2 separate regions of the Homo sapiens genome follow, and region 2 is linked to region 1. Evidence: chromatin loops called from intact Hi-C (ENCODE). Cell type or tissue: CD14-positive monocyte. All regions are shown on one strand. Links, peaks and the distances in the headings refer to the core of each region. The heading gives the core; the rest is flanking DNA.

What was found. Hi-C counts contacts between places; a loop is a spot of excess contacts. Peaks named below come from ENCODE experiments on the same cell type or tissue, not always from the same donor. Only the 100,000 strongest peaks of a DNase experiment are listed, where the experiment ranks them.
Region 2: a loop joins it to region 1, with 2.3 times the contacts of the local background. A loop is called at or near these places in 5 of 110 quality-filtered maps.

What each region holds. Positions count from the first base shown.
Region 1 is chr1:247,484,561-247,489,943 of GRCh38, forward strand. It overlaps the pseudogene OR2W5P. Among named protein-coding and RNA genes, the nearest start is that of OR2B11, 29 kb to the left of the region's middle. In CD14-positive monocyte, for the core only: CTCF peaks have their summits at 2,715 (motif pointing left) and 2,918; a DNase peak (open chromatin) is centred at 2,751.
Region 2 is chr1:247,406,965-247,412,347 of GRCh38, forward strand. No RefSeq gene overlaps it. Among named protein-coding and RNA genes, the nearest start is that of NLRP3, 6.5 kb to the right of the region's middle. RefSeq lists enhancers at 3,393-3,442, 3,553-3,612. In CD14-positive monocyte, for the core only: no CTCF peak of the experiment used is centred there; DNase peaks (open chromatin) are centred at 447, 1,337, 3,077 and 4,807; H3K4me3 peaks cover 3,646 bases; H3K27ac peaks cover 4,607 bases.

The DNA.
Region 1 (5,383 bases), core at 162-5,161:
ATGCAAAATGTGGGTTGAAGCCCAAGTTTGTTTGTTTCCAAAGCCTTTACACCAAAACAAACACAAATTATTGGACAATTTAGCTAAAGTGCTTCAGCATCTCCATCGGTCTCTGGTGATGTGGTGTCCTGTGGTTCCTGTTAGCTTACAATCACCCTCCTTCCCAACTAAGCAGGTTCTCCAGGAACAGGTATGAGGTGATGCAGGTGAGTTGCTTCAAAACCTTCCTTTCTTCAGGAACATCTCAAGATAAGAATATAGGTAGAAGAATTCATACCTCAGTCTATTAAATGATATCATTAACATGCCCATTGAGACTTCTACAGGGATTTTTGATTTTACAGTTGGCAAAAAAATACACCTAATTCCTCATACAAAACCGCACAGAAATCCCACATGGAGAATAAAATTGTGCAACACAACCTGTCTAATGGATCCATCTTAAACATTTCTTCATGTCATAGTACCACAAGAATATTACTGAAACATTACAGTCTACCTAAAGAGAACTTTTGAGTGTGAAGAGATGTGGGCCTATGCCAGTGGTTCTCAAACTTGCTGTGCCTCGGCGCCACGTAGAGGGTCCATGAAAACACAAATTGCTGGACCCCATCCCAGAGTGTCTGATTCAGCTGCTTTCGAGTAGGGTCCCAGAACGTGAAACTCTAAGAAATTTTCAGGCAATGCTCATGGGGCTGGTCCTCGGACCACACTTTGAGACTTGCTGGCCTGGAGATTATAGGTAACTTGCCCATGTTTTGTGGCTGCTGAGAGAGTTAGGGCCCAACCTCAGGGCCAGGTGTCAGCTAGCTCTCTGACTGCCTTTTCATCTGCCTCATTATTGCTGTTAATTACTGTTCAAGGACCAAACTATTTCTAGGACTTCCCATAAGTTCTAAACATGTATATGGGATTTTGATCCTAAGGATTTTGTGTTACATAATGGGAATTTTAAATATTTCATTTTCAAGCTCTCCCACAGATACCCAAACTCAAGAAAACGGGCACAGATGCAAATGCATGTATTCAAATACCGAGCTGCAGACCTCACACGAATTAGGAAAAGTCACTAACGATTACAATACTGCACTCATCCCTTAGTATCTACGGGGGATTGGTCCCAGGACTCCCTGAGATACCAAAGTCCGCGAATGCTCAAGTCCCTTGTATAAAATGGTGTCATCTTGTATATAAACTATGCACATACTCACACAAAATTTAAATTATCTCTACATTACTTATAATACTTGATATAATGCCTCTCCACCACTTCATTTGTGTGGATTCAATGTAGCACTCGGTGCATAGCAAATTCAAGTTTTGCTTTTGGAACTTGGTGGAATTTTTTTCCTGAATATTTTCCATTCAAGGTTGATTGAATCCACAGATGTGGAACCCATGGATAGGAGGGCTGACTTTATATTAAAATTGTTGATACCAAATTTGAGTTATTTTCTGTGAATCTCAACCTGTTTATAAGCAGACACAAAGAAACACACATACAAAGAGTTGTAGATACTTCCAGAAAAAAAGCTATGCAAACACATCCACAAAAATTCACGGTTAAAACACAAAAGCTAGAGAGATGAAGAAGTTTAGCAATATTTGTTATCTGAGTAAAAATACGGCTTCATTATCTTCATGCTTTAGTAAATTAAGCCAACTGGTCACGGTTCATTAATAAGAGACCTCCAATTATTTCCTTTTCCATTTATTTTTAATTTGTATTCATTAATGAAACACTGTTAAAGGAAATTTTAAAAGAAAATATATTCTCATTAATCTTGTCCGAACACTAACTATACTTTAGGTATGTATCTACAAGTTCAAATGATAATAAATTCATAGCTTATTATAATTGAAAACAAGCATGTATTACAAAAAAATCCTACTGTGAATAGTAGTTTCTTTACTTGGGAATAAATTTCACATGTATTTTTAAAAAAATCATAAAAATAAGAGGGAATATAAACACCACCACTTTTAGGGTGCTAAATTGTGTATTAAAAAGCTTCACATAAGTCTTGAAGAAAAGATAATTCATATCCCTTTTCTGCCATAGATTGCACTGTGAACCTAATGGACTTCATTCACTCCTCCAGGAAAGGGAAATACTGAATCAAGAAACAAATTGTAAACATCAATACTATAGAAGGTGTTGTGTTAAACTCCAAATGCAAAAATTCTCTTTCATTTTAGCTAGAAATATCTATTTTCAAAGTTCTAGAAATGACAGAATCCCATGCAGTAAAAAGACAATTTTATTATTTAAAAAAAAAAAAAACTTAAAATGTTAACTTGGAGCCTGAAAAACCATAGTTTGAATCTCTTTACTAATTATCCTCCACCTCAATAGTATCAGTTCCATTTTATTTAATGTAATGGGAAGGGTAAGAGATAAGATGATTGGTGAGAGGTGGTTCCAGTTTGGGCAGCCAGTGGCTACTAGTTATTTGACCTTGAGTAAGTCAGTCACCACAGTGTAGTTGGAAATTAATTTTTCCTTATGTAAAATTAGAAAATAAGGTGTTTTTTTCAAACTGTATGCAAGTTTTTTTAATCAATAAATGTTAACAGCTGATATTCAAGAAAATTGGAGATATTCTATTTTCTGCTACTTCTTAAGAAATTCCTATTTTGACTTAATACACCAATGCCAGTTTAAAAATGCTAAATAAAATCTTCCACACACATGATTTTTGGCAGCTGTATGGAAGGCTGATGTTGCCATCTAGTGTTTCTGTTTGAGAGGTCTCCTGTAGGAGGTGAGATGGGAGAGCCTTGGCTACTGGGAAGACACATGCACAGTGAATGTGGGGAGAGGTAGGGCAGAGTAACCCACACAGGACTCTCCTGGATGAACACCAGCCTCCTGATGTAGCCCCATCCCTGCAGGAGGTAAAAATATTGAGTGGAATGGAGGGAAGAACTGAAGTTTCCTGTGGCCTCTTAATGTGGCAATAACAGACCCAAGAGTTTCCTATATCAGTGTCCCCCTTACCTCATTATTTCTTATATTGGAGGATGTACATTCTTTGGGGATGCTTGCCTCCCCACATTTTAATGATTTTAATTTTGTGAGTCCAGGACCAAATGAAGAAATTGATCTACTTCTGTTTTGACATAGAACCCAGAAATTAATTCTCTTTTCAAGAATACCTGAGCCCCACATTTGGGAACTTTCTGTGTTGCCTCCCCGGTGAGTTTTGTGTTTGTGTGTGTTGTGGGGGGCGGGGGGCGGGGGGGGGGCGGTGGCCGGGCCAATCTCTAGATGACACGAGTCCCTGAGGTCTTAGCTCTGTGAACAAGCTGATGTCACTTTTCCTCATGCCCCTAGATGACTCCAAATCCCCAAGGTGAGATGGCATTGAAGTTGTCCTCCTATCCACTTAGTATGAACCAATCAAATGACATTGTCTATATTCTCAAAGCTCTTAGAACTAAGTGTGCTTTCCTTTATCCCTGGGGCTGGTCTGCCATCTCCTTGACCCTAGACTACCTGTATATATGGACGTGAGATAAAACATGTTGACTTGAAATGTGGCACTATGCCACACCACTCACTTAGCTTGTCATTCCTGCCCACAGTTCATCATTTCTCTTCCAAGCTCTGCTACTTAAAGGCTTATTAACACTTAAATGGGACAGACATTATTTTTGTGCTCAATCTCCTTTCAGGGTTTTCAGTGTAATTTCCTCTGGAAGATCCAGAAACTAAAAGGGACAAGAATTAGCTGCCTTATCCATGAGAAAACTCCTGGTTGGTCTCCGGAATTGAAGTAAGGAGGGTTGACAGAATCATAGGTCTTCTACTTTCTGGGAAGAACAAGGGTGAGATTTTAATACAAGCTTTGTCGTGGCAATGAGATTTATATCTGTATCTTCAGTCGTCTGTATGCAGATATAGAGTTATCTTGTAATAGTTTTGATTAGAGTTTATATCTGTTAGAACACCAGAGTAACGGGTTTCTCAATGCCAACTCGCAATTTGGAACTCCATTTTGGAAAAGAGACATTGTATCCAACTCGGAAACAATCAAATGCACCAAATTCTAGCAAAGTGTATCTAAAGTAGATTAGGAGTGATTATGTGATTATCCATTATCCATTTGTCCATTGCTAGCTGAGCCAATCCTAGGGCCTCTTCTGAGCCTACATGCACACACAATAAACCAATCTTTTTAGTCTCTTGATAAAATGATAGCTGATTTGAACAGAGAACCGTGTAATTCTGTTTTCGCACAAATCAAGCATTGCAAATCTCTGGCGATTTTGAGAGTGATCACAAGCTTCTCTCTGGAAACTGCTCATGATGATGGATTTTATTGTTAGGATTGTAATGTGTAGGTTAATGGGAGTGCTGTAATGAGTGATCAACTTTAAACAACTACAGCTTTAAGTGGGTGAGAAATAGGAACAGGGAGGAAGGCAGAATGAATGGAAACTTGGGTTAATGCATAGGGCTGGCACTATAAACCTTGCTCTGATATGAAGCTGTAGTGCAAGCATTGGCTATTCTTTCTTCTTCTCTATTATTGAGGTTGATCATCTCTAACATGGAGATTCTAATGCCTGGCCTGTCCACTTTGCAGGGCTGCTGTGATGATGGTCTGAAACTAGAGTGTGAAAGCTCTGTAAAAGTCTAATGTACGCTAATGTGAAAGGGTTGTGATTGTTTATGTTGTGCTCTATACCTAAGCCAGGCAAAAATAGCTCTATTGCTTGGCATTGTTAAATCCTTTTCAGTAAGCACAGAGAACCATTTGGTGGATTCTCCTCTATATGGGTTGGTACAGTTTTGGGCATAACCTTCAGCCAGAGAATCAACCCAATTCAGACCTTGGCGTCTAAGTTTTCAAAATTAGTAAGCATTTATAGTATTATGTGTCAACTAAACTATTAAAGGTATTTGGGCATTTCTAAGAGCTGTATTCCTTGCAATTTCATGGTTCTGAACTAAAGAGCTAAGAAATGTGAGAAGACAGGATGCATTAATTTATAGTTGAATACCTGTTAGGTGAAACAGAGAAGAGCCTCTGCATATTTGTCATAAGGGTGAGCAGTGGGACATTTTGGATTGAAAGAATAAAGCATTGTGAAAAAAAGTAGTTTTGAACAGATGACTACAAGGTAAATTTGCAGTTTTGGTTAAGGAGTCAGACCCTAAGTGATAAACTTTGCTGAGATCACCCAAAGTGATCACAACTTTATCACCCAAAGTGATAAAGTTGCTGAGCAATTTGTGTAGCTTGTCATTGCCACTCTTGAGGTCTCCTGAACCTGGGAGAAAACTTATGATAGGTCTGAGGATACAGAAGTACAAGTTGTTCATAATAACCAACACCTGTAAAATGTGTGTCTGTGAAAGTCTCCTTTGTGAGTA
Region 2 (5,383 bases), core at 143-5,142, 78 kb before region 1:
ATCAGTAGGTCCTATACATTTTTCACATTAGAAATTAGATACCTTCATATTGTTACAGTTTTGCTGAAACGTCAGTTGCTGTCACCACTACTTTCAAATTATGCCAGTTATTAGGCCCGCTGCTAGATATGATTAATTGGTGCATAAATATTACAAACTTTAAAAATGTTTTACCATTCTCTTTGTCATCTCTGTGTTTTATTTCATGCACTCGAAGTCCTTGTTCTGATAAAGGATGTATCCGCGTCACCAGTCATCAGAGTGACAGCGAGGTTCGGGCACTGGAACAGTGCCAGGCCGAGGCCTGGGGACGTGCTGGCAGGGCAGGCAGCGTGAGTCCTGCCTCCTGCTTTCATCCTGTGCTCTCTGCTCCTCTTTGTGGGGTGTGGTCCTCTCCAGACTAACAGGAAGTCTCCTTGACTCACACCAAAACCTACATGTCACAGATTTGGGGTGATTTCACTTGCACTTCTCAGTGACTGGTGTCAGCATGGCTGAGGCTGGTCTTGACCTGCAGTTTCTCCCACACTGGGAACAGACAACCATTTGCTCTGGCAGATGCTCGTCCGTGTTTCCTCCCCACTTCCTGCTGTTGCTCACAGTGTCCAAAGAGGTTTTGGGGTTTGCCCGTGGACTTGACCTTGTGGTTCCAAAGAGAGCGGGGCTCAGGGTTGATGACTCCACTAGTTTGTGCTTCAGCCCTGGGAAAACCTTGATTCTCTTTGCCACCCCCAAGGTCTACAGAGGGTCTCCCTCATCCTGGCCCTCCTCTTCCCAGTCCCAGGTGCCAAGCACCTGGGGGTCAGTCCCCCACTGAGTGGTGTCTTCATAGAAGTGGAGATTCCTTTTCTGTTTCTCTTTCTTGTTGTTCGTAGTTGATTTTAGAAATGACACGGGGGCTAGAGCTTTCCCCCTGCCCTCTTTATCAGGAACTCTTTTTAGCTTTTTCTGTAACTTTTTAACAAATTGCTGATGTTATTTGCAAAAAACAGATGATACAGAATTGTGTGAAGCAGAAACTTCTTCTCCCAACTCAGTCACCTCTTTTCAGGGTGACCTCGGAGGCAAAAGTGGTATGTATTTTCCATTCTTTTCTCTATGCTTATAAATATATTTCAAGAATTCAGTCCATTTATTATTTATATTGGTATATCTGGTAAAGCGAAATACAGTTTCTTACTTTTAATAATCATATTGTTGCACAACCAATCTCCAGAATGCTTTCATCTTGCAAAAGTGAAACTCTGTACTCATGAAGCACTCATTCCCCATTCCTCTCTCCCCAATCCCCCCACCCTCTGTTTTTTTTTGTCCCTGGTTCTATTTTTTGTTTCTGTGAATTTGGTTACTGTAGAAACTTCCTATACATAGAATCGTACAGTGTGTGTCCCTTGGTGACTGGCCTGTCGCACTCAGCAAATGTCCTCAGGGTTTGTCCATGTTGCAGTGTGTGTCAGAATTTCCTTTCTCTTTAGACTATTCCGTGGTGTGTGTATAGCCCTTGTTGTTTTTCCATTCATCTGTTGCGGGAGACTGGGGTTGTCTCTACCTTTTGGCTCTTGGGCATAGCCACCTGTTATGGACAAGGAGCACTAAAATCACCGTTTTTGTTTTTTTTTTTTTTTCCTGCAGATAACTGACTGCTCTCAAATGTCCCTTATCTCTGATGAAGGAACTTGATTGTTTATTTTTTGATTATTTATTTGTTTAAAGGCAAGGTTGAAAGTCAGGTGCTGTGAATTCCAATTCCTCGAGTTTCCGGTGGGCGATATAAATGAGAGGTGTGGACGGAAAGTAGGAGGTAGTAGGGAGTGGTGAGGACTGTGGAAAACCTGAGTCCATGCTCAGTGGGGGCAGCCTGCACAAGCTCCTGGTGCCACGTTTGTTGAAGGGATGGTGGTTGACTTAGTTCTAGAATTCTAAGTTTTAAACAGAAACCTGAAATCTGACTAGTTTATGTAAAAGCCCTGATTTTACATCTTGGCAACAAACTTAGAAATGTAAGTATACTGTGAGACTGAGATTTTGTGTCTATACCTCACAATAAAGATGAATCAACTAAAAATGTATTCAAAAGAAGACAATATTTTTTAAAAGCACCGAAAATTGTGAAAAAGAAAAAAATGTAGGTGGGATTGAATTTATTCCCTCATATATGAAACTGTTTATATTTCAGCAATGAAATAAAATATAAGTGACTCAGTCACTGGTTTTTAGTCAAGCCATGTATGCCTCACAAAAATCATACTATTGGCTGGGCGTGGTGGCTCGCGCCTGTAATCCCAGCACTTTGGGAGGCCGAGGTGCGTGGATCACCTGAGGTCAGGAGTTGGAGACCAGCCTGACCAATATGGTGAAACCCCATCTCTACTAAAAATACAAAAATTAGCCGGGCGTGGTGGTGGGTGCCTGTAGTCCCAGCTACTCGGGAGGCTGAGGCAGGAGAATTGCTTGAATGCGGGAGGCAGAAATTACAGTGAGCCGAGATTGCGCCACTGCACTCCAGCATGGGCAATAGAGTGGACTCCGTCTCAAGTAAACAAACAAACAAATGAACAAAAAACAAAATCATACTATCTATTACTTTTGTAATGAAGAATACTTACCTGTTTTCCTTCTCTTTGTGAGTTTGCAATAAAGTCCTCTCGATTTGCTTTAACTTGGCATGTGTCTTTCAGAGATATTGGAGAGCACTGGGAGGCATTCCTTAAAGGTAGATGAGGCAAAGAACCAAGACAAGGGGCTCTGGCTCTAACACTCTTGGTGGGTTCTAGAGATCAGATTATGAACACAGGAAAAGGAGAAGATAAATGGGATGAAGAAGCCAATTCCAACATATTACATAGCATGCTTATATGAAGGACTTGGCTTTCGTAAAGTAAGAACTGACAGCTTTTTTCTTGATGGCCATCCACTTTTTAGTCTGTGTCTCAGAAAGTGTAGAGGTCGAGGAATCGGGGGCCCCTGGGACTCTTGGGTCATAGACACATTAGGAAAACCCACCTCAGCTGGGGAAGCTGACTCAGCGCCAGCACTCCAGGCCCCAGAGGAGCAGTCACCCCTGGAAAGAGGGAAGAGCAGCAGCAGCAACGGAAGGTCACGTCTCCTCACAAGAACTCACAAAGTCTCGCTAATGTTATGACTGTACTTTCTGAAACCCAATTTGTCTTTGTTCATACCTTTTCCCTTCCTGCTAGTCACATTTTTTCTGGTGAGAGAAAGTGAAATTGCCATTTTTAATATCAGCCAGTCACTTTCAGTTTGAAATGCAGTCTGTTTCTTGGTAACCTCAGATACTTTGGCACTCCCCACCTCCGATCTCTTCTGTTCTCTCTAGTAGGGGAGGATGTCTGGCTTCTGGGCTGATCTCTGCCTTTGCTGAGCACCCCTGAGATCATCCCACTTGGGCTTGTGTCTTAGTCCGTTTGTACTAACAAAACACCTGAGACTGGGTAATTTCTAAGGAGCAGAAATTTATTTCTTAGAGCTCTGGAGGCCGTGAGGTCCAGGATCAAGGCGCTGGCCTTGGTGCCCGGTGAGAAGTGCTCTCTGCTTCCAAGATGGTGCCTTGTTGCCATGTCCTCACATGGCCCATGGCAGATAGGCAAGAGAGAGCACCCCCTTGAACCCGGAGCCCTTTTACAAGTGTGTGAATCCCATTCATCACCCCACAAACTCAATCACCCCACAAACACCACACCCCTGAATACTATTGTATTGGGGGATTAAGTTCTTTTTAAATTTTTATTTATTTGCGTATTTTTATTTATTTATTTATTTGGAGACAGGATTTGGCTCTGTCACCCAGGCTGAAGTGCAGTGACACAATCTCAGTTCACTGCAAGCCTTGACTTCCTGGGTTCAGAAGATCCTCCCACCTCAGCCTCCCCAGTAGCTGGGGACCACAGGTGATTTCAACTTGAAATCATTCATGCAATTTTAGTTTGGAATTCAGTGCTGTGAGTTCCAGTCCACTTAAGTGAGCTTTGGGTATTTAATGGAAGCAATTATTTTTCTTAAATGTACAAGAGTAAATTATTATTATTTTTTTTTGCATGAATGATGTATGGAAAATCACCGCGTTTTACTTTTGTGAGTTGACTTATTTATTTGTGTTGATTTTGATATTCCCAAATCTGAAACAAAATTTTTTCAGAATGCATAATAACACACAGAGTATGGTGGTCTTTCATTGACAAGTTTTTATGTATGATTAGAGTATCTTTTCAAGATTCATAATCTGCATTTTTTTAATATAGGGTCTCACTCTGTCACCCAGGCTGGAGTGCAGTGGCACAGTCCTAGCTCACTGCAGCCTCAATTTCCTGGGCTCAAGCGATCCTCCCACCTCAGCGTCCTGAGTAGCTGGTACTACAGGCATGCACCACCACATCCGTCTATTTTTTAATTTTTTGTGGAGATGGGGTCTCACTATGTTGCCCAGGCTGCTCTTGGCCTCCTGGCTTCAAGTGATCCTCCTGCCTCAAACCTCCCAAAGCGTTGGGATTACAGGTGTGAGCCACTGAAACTGGCCTGACCTACAATTTGAATACTACTGTACAGTTTACATTTTGCTGTCAGGTATTATTTTATTTATTTTTTCCTCTCTACAATAATGTATTATAGATCAGGTCTTGTTTTATTTGAGCCTCACAGGAAAGCTGAGGTGAGGGTCGCAGGCAAGGAGTCGGACCACAGGAGTGGTCGCAGCATTCAGCGGAGAGTGAAGCAGCGAAGGCTGGAAACCTCATCTGCTTCTCGTGAACTTCCCACTGCCCCAAGTGACTGATGTCCTTACACAATTGCAGCCAGTTCGCCAGCTGCATGAGTGACAGTGGCATAATTGACGATTGCCAAAAACGGAAACAGCCCAACTGTCCTTTGCCTAGGGAATAGAAAACCAAATTGTGGCCTATCCAACCCATGAAATACTTAACTGCAGTAAAAAGGAATAAGCTACTGATCTGAATCTCACAGGCATCATATGAAGTGAGCGGACTCGCTCACCAAAGGCTGCACACTGTTTATGTGATGCTCTGGAAAAGGTAATGCTTTAGCAGGTGGAAGAAGTGGGGCTGCGGGTGGGGACAGAGGCTGACTATGTGGCAGCACAGTGGGTGGGGACAGAGGCTGCACAGGGAGCATGTGCAGCTGATGCAGGTGCTCTGTGTGGGCTGTGGTGGTGGGTAGCTATATGCTTGTGAGCACTCACAGGCCTGTGCATGAAAAAGGTGCGAATATTTATTTTATTGTACATATTTCAGGTGTATAACATGGCAGTTTGATATACATAGTGAAATGATTGCTGCAGTCAAGCAAATTAACATGAGTTAACATAGCCACCATCTCACATAATAATCTTTCTTGTGGGTGGTAAAAACAT